Regions from separate parts of the Homo sapiens genome. Here region 2 is linked to region 1. A link is an interaction called in ENCODE POLR2A ChIA-PET data of the cell type or tissue named here. Cell type or tissue: HCT116. All regions are shown on one strand.

What was found. Peaks named below come from ENCODE experiments on the same cell type or tissue, not always from the same donor. Only the 100,000 strongest peaks of a DNase experiment are listed, where the experiment ranks them.
Region 2: POLR2A ChIA-PET joins it to region 1 with 8 read pairs; 2 of 35 experiments call an interaction of 5 or more read pairs at or near these places.

Annotation. Positions count from the first base shown.
Region 1 is chr17:62,139,967-62,144,966 of GRCh38, reverse strand. It overlaps the pseudogene POLRMTP1. Among named protein-coding and RNA genes, the nearest start is that of MED13, 77 kb to the right of the region's middle. In HCT116, no CTCF peak of the experiment used is centred here; no DNase peak of the experiment used is centred here; H3K27ac peaks cover 878 bases.
Region 2 is chr17:60,324,245-60,329,244 of GRCh38, reverse strand. The region is part of intron 2 of USP32 (ubiquitin specific peptidase 32); the gene reads left to right. Among named protein-coding and RNA genes, the nearest start is that of USP32, 65 kb to the left of the region's middle. RefSeq lists an enhancer at 743-1,589 and a silencer at 3,746-3,899. In HCT116, no CTCF peak of the experiment used is centred here; no DNase peak of the experiment used is centred here.

The DNA of each region.
Region 1 (5,000 bases):
CTCTACTAAAAATACAAAAAAAAATTAGCCGGGCATGGCAGTGGGCACCTGTAATCTCAGCTACTCAGAGCTGAGGCAGGAGAATCGCTTGAACCTGGAAGGTGGAGGTTGCAGTGAGCTATCACACCACTGCACTCCAGCCTGGGCCACAGAGCGAGGCTCCATCTCAAGCAAAACAAAACAACAAGCAGGGCTCAGTGGCTCACACCTGTAATCCCAGCACTATGGGAGGGTGAAGGGGGAGGATTCCTTGATCCCAGGAGTTCAAGATATATCTGGGCAACACAGCAAAACACTGTCTCTACAAAAAATAAAATAATTAGCCGGGCGTGGTGGTGTGTGCCTGTAGTCCCAGCTACTGGGAAGGCTGAGGTGGGAGGATCACTTGAGCATGGGAGGTTGAGGCTGCAGTGAGCCATGGTCATGCTGTTAGTGTCACCGATGTGCCACAATGTAGCAGTCTCTTGTAGTCCAAGGTATCACCCAAAGTTCTTTGTCTCACAACCAAGAAAGTTGAGTATGGACATGAAGGGTGAAGTTGGAGCAAAAATTTAATAAGCAAAAGAAGAAAGCTCTCTGCTGCAAAGAGGGGACTTGGAAGAGGGTTGTCATTTTTACAGTTGAATTCAAAGGCTTTTATAAGAAACTGATGAGGGCTGGCTATTGCATTTGCATAAGGCATGAATTTGTGGTAGCTCCACGCTGTCCTCCTAGTTAGCATGCGGGTCCTTAGCTTGAATTACTCTATATTCCTTTGTTCCCTTTACTGCGCATGTGTCAGGGGATGGAATTTTCCATTGTGGGCATGTCTGGGCAAGTCACCTGTATAGCTTTTTTGTTTGTTTGTTTGAGACGGAATCTCGCTCTGTCGCCCAGGCTGGAGTGCAGTGGCACCGCCATCTTGGCTCACTACAACCTCCACCTCCCAGGTCCTGGTTCAAGCAATTCCCCTGCCTCAGCCTCCTGAGTAGCTGGGATTACAGGCACGTGCCACCATGACCAGCTAATGTTTGTATGTTTAGTAGAGATGGGGTTTCACTATGGTGGCCAGGCTAGTCTTGAACTCCTGACCTCGTGATCCGCCCGCCTCGGCCTCCCAAAGTGCTGGGATTACAGGCGTGAGCCACCGTGCCCCGCCCTGCATAGCCTTTCTTATCTGTGCAGCTGTGGGCATGTCTTAGGCAAGCCCCCCTGTGCAAGTTCCCTTATCTGTGCCTGCAAGCTGTTCTTTTGTTTGAAAGAATTCAACCAAGGATCCACCCTAACTGTGTGCCTGACCGGTTTCTTCCTTTCTCCTCTTTCAATGTCACTGCCCTCCAGCCTGGGTCACAGAGCAAGACTGTCTCAGAAAACAAACAAACAAAAACAAGCATTGGTGAGGATGTAGAGAAATTGGAAGCTTTGTGCATTGCTGGTAGGAATGTAAAAGGGTGCAGCCATTATAGAAAATCATATGGGCCAGGCAAGGTGGCTCACACCTGTAATCCCAGCACTTTGGGAGGCCGAGGCAGGCAGATCACCTGAGGTCGGGAGCTCGAGACCAGCCTGACCAACATGGAGAAACCCCATCTCTACTAAAAATACAAAAATTAGCTAGGTGTGGTGGTGCATGCCTGTAATCTCAGCTACTCGGGAGGCTGAGGCAGGAACATCACTTGAACCTGGGAGGGGGAGGGTGTAGTGAGCCAACATCATGCCATTGCACTCCAACCTGGGCGACAATAGCAAAACTCTGTCTCAAAAAAAAAAAAGAAAATAAAATCATAAGGTGGCTCCTCAAAAAATAAAACAATTTCCACATGATCCAATAATTTCACTCGTGGATATAGGGTATATACCCAAAAGAAGTGAAAACAAAGACTCAAACAGATGTTTGTACACTTGCGTTCACAGAAGCATTATTCACGATAGCCAAAAGGTGGAAGCAACCCAAGAGTCCATCAAGCGATGAATGAGTAAACAAGATACAGTTTATCCATACAATGTAGTACTACTCAGTCTTAAAAAAGGAAGAAAATTGTGACATGTGGTACAACATGGATGAACATTGAGGATATTATGCTAAGTGAAGGAAGCCAACACAAAGACAACTGCTGTGTGATTTCATTTATATGCGGTACCAGATTCATAGAGACAGAAAGTAGAATGGTTGCTGCCAGGGTCTGGGTGAAGACTAGGGAGTGAAGATTTAATGTTTAATGGGTATAGAATTTCAACCAGAGAAGATGAAAAAGTTCTACACATGGATATTGGTGATGGTTGCACCATTCGGCAACACAAATGTGCTTAATGCCACAGAATAGTACGGTTAAAAAATGGTTTAAATGGGGCCAGGCATGGTGGCTCATGCGTATAATCCTAGCACTTTGGGAGGCCAACGTGGCTGTATCACTTGAGCTCAGGAGTTTGAGACCAGCCTGGCCAACATAGTGACACCCCATCTCTACTAAAAATATAAAAATTATCCAGGCGTGGTGGCACATGCCTGTAATCCCAGCTGCTCGGGAGGCTGAGGCAGGAGAATCGCTTGAACCTGGGAGGCAGAGGTTGCAGTAAGCCAAGATCGCAACATTGCACTCCAGCCTGGGCGACAGACAGAGTGAGACTCCGTCTCAAAAAACAAACAAGCAAAAAGGTTAAAATGGTAAACCTGGGCCAGGCATGGTGGCTCACACCTATAATCCCAACACTTTGGGAGGCTGAGGTGGGAGGATCGCTTGAGGTCAAGAGTTTAAGACAAGCGTGGGAAAGATGGTGATACCCCTCCTCCCTTCTCTAAAAAACATACAGAAATTAGCTGGGCATGGGGGCAGGCACCTGTAGTCCCAGCTACTCAGGAGGCTGAGGCGGGAGGATTGTTTGAGCTTGGGAGGTCAAGGCTACAGCGAGCCATGATGGCACCACTGCACTCCAGCCTGAGTGACAGAGTAAGACCCTATCTTGAAAAAAAAAATTATGTTGTGTGTATTTTACCAAGCTTTTTTAAAAGTTAAAAAAAGAAATATTTAGGGTTTCAAGGTGACAAAATTTCATATTTGATTATAATGGACAGGTTGGGGGTGGAGGAGAGAGAATAAACAATTTGAAGGAGACCTCCCGGGTTTCTGGTGTGGTCAACCAAGTTCATGGTAAAGTTATTTAATAAGCTACGTAACACTAGAGGAGAAACAGATGTTGAGGTGAAAGGATGTGTTCCATTTTGGAGCTTGGGGTGCCTATAAGTCATCTAGGTGATATCTAGAAGGCAGATGAATGTCGCATTTGGGTCTCACCAAAGGAATCAGGGTAGATATGATAGATTTTTTTTTTTTTTTTTTTTTTTTTTTTTTTTTGAGACGGAGTCTCGCTCTGTCGCCCAGGCCGGACTGCGGACTGCAGTGGCGCAATCTCGGCTCACTGCAACCTCCGCCTCCCCGGTTCAAGCGACTCTCCTGCCTCAGCCTCCCAAGTAGCTGGGATTACAGGTGTGTGCCACCACGCCCGGCTAGTTTTTTGTATTTTTTAATAGAGATGGGGTTTCACTGTGTTAGCCAGGATGGTCTCGATCTCCTGACCTTGTGATCCACCCGCCTCAGCCTCCCAAAGTGCTGGGATTACAGGCGTGAGCCACCGCGACTGGCCAGAGATGATAGATTTTTGAGTCATTTGTTTCTAAAGAGTAAAGAAAGCCATAAAATGAGATGTCTGCAAGGCTCTTGTATCGTTCGAACCGCGAGAGCAGAGCGCGCCAACAGACAACGTGAGGCGGTGTGGAACAACACGCTGTCTCAATAAGCGCCTGGGTGCTGGTGGACTGAGGCCTAAAATGGCGTCAGCTCCAAGTGAGTCCGGGGCAGGGGTTTTATAGTCCTCTGTAAACAGGCAGTGTCCCAGTCTGACGTGTCTGCTATGTAGTACCCGTACGGCCTCCCTCTCAATCTTCCGGCGTATGTGTCCTCCAGCCAGCTGTCTTCCTGCTTCTGCTATCTTGCTGACGCACGCTGCTGGTACAAGTGGCCTTGAGCCTTGGCACTGGGCCTGAGTAAGGAGGAGTTATTCATTCCCTTAAGTTTTCAGGCCCCGGGGAGAATCTTTCAATGTCCATGGTTGAGGGTGAAGGTGAGAAGAGTAGAGACTTAGGACCATCTCTAAGAGCTCGAACATATAAGGGTCAGGCAAAGGAAAAAAAGCCCAAGAGGAAACTAAGAAGGAGCAAGCAGAAAGAGGAGACTATGGTTCCACGCAGCCAAGAGAAGCAAGCATCTCAGAAAGAGGAAGCAATCAGAGTATAGAAAAATCAATTAAGATCTGAAGAAATGCCCCCTGTATTTACCAACAAGAAAGTTGTGGAGCGGCGGGGCTCAAACGGGCCCTGCGGCCTTGCGGCCGCCCGGGACTCCCCGCCAAAGAAGGGACCGTCGGTGGCGTCTGCGGCCCCAGGAGGAGCTCATCCGCCAGCCCCCAGGAGCAAGACCAAGACCGCAGGAAGGACTGGGGCCACGTGGAGCTGCTGGAGGTGCTCCAGGCGCGGGTGCGGCAGCTGCAGGCTGGGAGCGTGTCGGAGGTGGTGGTGAACAGGGTGGATGTGGCGTGGCTCCCAGAATGTGGCAGTGGAGGTGGTAGCCTCCAGCCACCCAGGAAGGTCCAGATGGGGGTCAAGGATGCCACCCCGGTGCCCTGTGGCCGCTGGGCAAAGAGACTGGAGAAGGATAAGCGGACCCAGCAGATGCGTATGCAGCGGTTGAAGGCGAAGCTGCAGATGCCATTCCAGAGCGGGGAGTTCAAGGCGCTGACCAGGCGCCTGCAGGTGGAGCCCCGGCTCCTGAGCAAGCAGATGGCCGGGTGCCTGGAGCACTGCACGCGCCAGGCCCCCCGAGAGCCCCTGGGAGGAGCAGCTGGCCCGGCTGCTGCAGGAGGCCCCTGGGAAGCTGAGCCTCGATGTGGAGCAGGCCCCGTCGGCGCAGCACTCGCAGGCCCAGCTCTCAGGTCAGCAGCAGAGGCTCCTGGCCTTCTTCAAGTGC
Region 2 (5,000 bases), 1.8 Mb after region 1:
TATACCAAGAAGATGGAGCAACTAACATCTTTTTGTTTTTTTCTGGAAGTATTATTTAACACTTTCTTTTTACGAATAAACAGTTTCCTTTTTCTTTTGTTATATTAATTTACTTAATAATTATACATATTTATGGAGTACAGTGTTGTTACAGCATCTTTAGGGTGTCTCCTTTCTGGCCAGAAACGTGTGGCTGGTGGCGCCTTTGTCTGGGCCCGCTGGGCTTTTTCCATCCACTTGGCCTGGCAGGCTCACACTACCAGCCTGGATCTCATGCCTCCAAGGGAGACTGCGTGAGTCAGGCGTGGAGCTGGGGAGGGGTGTGTGAGCTAGAGTGGGGTACAGCCAGTGTGCAGTCAAGACACACTGGCTGCTGCCACAGAGCAGGTAGCTCCAGGTGCTGGCATGGGCGTTGCCTTCCTGCAAGGCTGCAGCTGGACCAGGTGCACTTCAAGCAGCTTCTCTGGCTGCTCCCGGGGAGTGTGATGGCGTCTGGAAGCTTGGAGACATCAGGAACCGCAGGGCCCCAAAGAGGGACTCATAGCCCTGGCTCAGGGAGCTCCCAGGTCTGGCCTTCTGGAAGGGCTGCAGCTCTTCTCTCCTTCTCTTTGCCCACAATGTGGCAAGAATGTTTCAGCTCTGTTTATGTTATAGCTCTTTTAGCCTTGCCATTTAGTGGATCCCAAGCTTTTGTCCTGCACCCAGGAAGAATGAGGTATGCAGATGGAGGGTGAGGAAGATGAAGAGGAGCTTTATTGAGCAATAGAACAGCTTAGAGGAGACCTGCAGTGGGCAGCTCCTCTCTGTAGCCAGGGTATCCTGAAGAGTGTTCAGCTCTCAGCAGAAGGGGTAGCTTTTCTCTTCAGCTGGTCATCCCATCCTCGGTCCAGCTCTCAGCAGAGAGGGTAGCTCCTCTCTGCACCTGGTGGTCCCATCATCTGTCCAGCTCTCAGCAGAGAAGGTAATTCCTCCCTGCAGCTGGTTGTTCCATCATCTGTACAGCTCTGGCTGATCCTGGGGCTTTTATGGGCCTCAGAGGGGAGGAAGTATGCACTGATTGGTCTATGGATTGCTGTGCCTGGAAAAGGCACCACAAGTTCCCACTCCAGTCCACAGGACTAGCAGCCTGGCCCCCAGCCTTCAGGCCCTCCCTGGCCCGGAAGGTGGGGCCTCAGTGGGGACCTGCCCCCTTCTGCCCAGGAGCCTGTCTGCTGCCTGCCGCCATCCATGGCTCCCAGGCTGCTCCTGCCAAGGGGCACCTGCAGGCCAGCACCGAGCTGCACTAATCTCCCCTTGATTCCCCCATCTTGCTTTTTGGTGCCCAAAGTCCAAAGCGGGCTGAGGTGGCAGGCAGCTAGCACGTCAGCACCGCCCTGAGTGTCCACATACCTGGCCGGGCTGTGACAGTTACCTGGCTTGGCTTCAGCCCTGCTCCAAGATTGGAGCAGGGGCTGGGAGTCGGGAGAGGCCAGGCAGCAGGAGCAGACATTCCTGAGCCTGCAGGGGCAGGGGGACTTCCCCGGACCCCTGAGGGTGCAGAATCCAGAGATGTCCAGGTCCTGCATCTGAGAGGGCGGGGCTTTCGCTCACTGCCTGGAGCATGTCGGCAGCCCTGGCCGCATCTCCTTGCAGCCTGGTGTGGGGGCTCCATGTCCTCGCTGGGCCCCTCTCTGCCTGCCCCTCCTGCCCAACCGTGCTGCTCTTCTGCTGGCGGGCGGGCTCAGCCTGGCTCCTGAGGTGGGGTGGGGTGGGCGGGCCCCGCTTGTCCCTGGGTCCCGCTGCCTTTGTGGAGTGGGGCACCGCCCCAGGCCCAGCTCCGCCTCCCCCCCGCCCCCCACCAACCCACATTGACAGCTGTGCCATGGGCTGCTTCGGTGACGTGGAGCACAGGGGACCCACTGCCACTATTGCTGCTCTTGAAGCCAATCCTGCCACCACTGCCTGTGTCTCCCTGCTGCAGCTGGCGTGACGTCAGCGGCCACTCCAGAAGGCTCGCCGTTGCCATCAGTGTGATGTTTAGATACGTGTATATAATGTCAAATAGGCCATTACACATGGCCATTAGCATATCCATCATCTCAAACATTTGTCATTTCTTTGTGTTGGGAACATTAAAAAATCTGGTCGTCTAGCTATTTGAAAATATACAACCAATTGTTGTTAATTATAGTCACCCTATAGTGCTGTAGCATGCTACAACTTTTCCCTCCTATCTGGCTGTACTTTTCTATACATAACCAACTTTCAGCTATCACTTCCTCCCCCTCCCTTTCCTCGCCTCTAGTAACCACTATTCTACTCTCTACTTCTATGAGATCAACTTTTTTAGCATCTACGTAAGACTGAGAACTGTTTACCTTTCATGAAGTGTTTATTTTTTAACAATAAAATAACTTGGCAGGATAGTAATCTATATAAATATAACTCAGAACATCTTGTGGAAATAACTAGTTTTATTTTCATAAAACTTAGTAAGTCTCTTTGGGGGGAATATTTTATACTCTGTGCATGAATTTTCCTTTGGTGATTCTCTAAGGGAATCTAAAAGAAAGAAACATCTTACAGAGTGTCTCATACTGAGATCCACAAATTCCATGTGCTGCTGCTATAAGTATTAAGTCCCAGTAGAATGAGAAAATAAACCATGGCCGGGCACAGTGGCTCATGCCTTTAATCCCAGCACTTTGGGAGGCCAAGGTGGGTGGATCACCCAAGGTTAGGAGTTCAAGACCAGCCTGGCCAACAGTCCCTACCAAAAATACAAAAATTAGCCGAGCATGGTTGTCGGTGCCTGTAATCCCAGCTACTTGCGAGGCTGAGGCAGGAGAATCGCTTGAACCTAGGAGGCGGAGGTTGCAGTGAGCCGAGATTGCGCCATTCCACTCGAGCCGGGGCGACGAGAGCGAAACTCTGTCTCAAAAGGAAAAAAAAAAAAGAAAACAAACCATGGTGTCAAATAAGGACCCGAAATCAGGTTACTAGGGCAGAGGGTGTGATGAAATGCAATCTTTGATTTATGATGAATCTATGTATCAGTAGGAAATGCATCACCTGTTTTGCAAGTAAATCTTACTTATTTACTTATTTTATCAAAGTGACATATGCACATAGTTAAAATAGAATAAAAAAAGAGTTAGTGAAAACAAGAGTTCCTATCCTTACCTAGCTCAATTTTATCAGGGTTCCAGAAGCAACCAGTTTCTAGTAGTTGCTTCTGGTACATACCACCATTTAGTTCTAAATATTTTTACTTTTTTTTTTTTTTTTTTTTTGAGACAGAGTCTTACTCTGTCACCCAGGCTAAAGTCCAATGACTTAATCTCAACTCACTGCAATCACCTAGGCTGGAGTGCAATGGTGGGATCTCAACTCACTGCAACTTCTGCCTCCTGGGCTCAAGCAATCTTCCTGCCTCAGCCTCCCAAGTAGCTGGGACTACAGACATGTGCCACAAATGCCTGGCTAATTTTTGTATTTTTTTGTAGAGACAGGGTTTTGCTGTGTTGCCCAGGCTGGTGTTGAACTGCTGGGCTCAAGCGATCTGCCAGCCTCAACTTCCAAAAGTGCTGGGGTTATAGGTGTGAGCCACCGCGCCTGGCCCTTTACTGTTATTTTAAAATAATTTTAAACTTATCTTTTGCTTTGCATTTGTAGAAGAGATACGTATTTAACTTTCTTACATCCCTCCCTGACAAAATCCAGTGAAATTATATCACAATTTTTGGTTAAATCAGTGTTATTTACAATATTATGACTATGTAAATATTCCTTGCAACATAGTGTACTATGATATAGTTTTCTTTCTTTTTCTCTTTTTTTTGTATTTTGAGACAGGGTCTTGCGCTGTCACCCAGGCTGAAGTGCAGTGGCACAACCTTGGCTCACTGCAACCTCTGCCTCCCAGGTTCAAGAGATTCTCCCTCCCACCTCAGCCTTCCAAGTAGCTGGGATTACAGGTGCACACTGCCACACCTGGGTAATTTTTGTATTTTTTGTAGAGACAGGGTTTCACCATGTTGGCCAGGCTATTCTCGAACTGCTGACTTCAAGTGATCTGCCCTCCTCAGGCTCCCAAAATGCTGGGATTACAAGTGTGAGCCACCGTGGCAGCTAGGTTTCTTTCTTATTCAATATTTTGTTTTTCCTTGTTTTAAAAATTGCCTTATTTTTTCCTATGCTTAGTTTTCATAACACCTGTAGCTAAATCATTTTAAACCTTCCAACAGTTTTTTGTTTTTTTTGAGATGGAGTTTCGCTCTTGTTGCCCAGACTGGGGTGCAATGGCATGATCTCGGCTCACCGCAAATTCTGCCTCCTTGGTTCAAGCCATTTTCCTGCCTCAGCCTCCTGAGTAGCTGGGATTACAGGCATGCGCCACCACACCTGGCTAATTTTGTATTTTTAGTAGAGAGGGGGTTTTCTCCGTGTTGGTCAGGCTGGTCTCGAACTCCCGACCTCAGATAATCTGTGGGCCTCAGCCTCCCAAAATGCTGGGATTACAGATGTGAGCCACCATGCCTGGCCTATAACAGTTTTTTAGTATAATTTTCTGAGACAAAGTTTAATTTTTTACATTGCTTTTCAAAATGTATTTTTTATTTCTGTTGAAGTAATGTGAGACATCAAGATAAGGTATCAATGCATTGAAACAAAGAAAAGATAAAGTATCAAAGGTGAAATGAGGGTGACTTTTAACCATACCATTTACATGTTGTTAATTACCATTAATAACAATGGGAAAATATAAATATAAAATTCTATCTATAGGAACCCATTGATCTCAGGGGTAGGGGAAATGAGGTTTAAGAATTGGTTTCTTCTCCTGCCTCATGTGGAAGACACTGAGATAGTCTTTTTCGAATCAAGTTAGTAGCATTTTTGAAAATGTGTTTTCACTTTTTTCTAGAATCTGGTTAGTTTTAAAAATAGTTTTTAATTAAAATATATATATATATATATATTTGAAACACGGTCTTGCTGTGTCACCCAGGGTGGAGTGC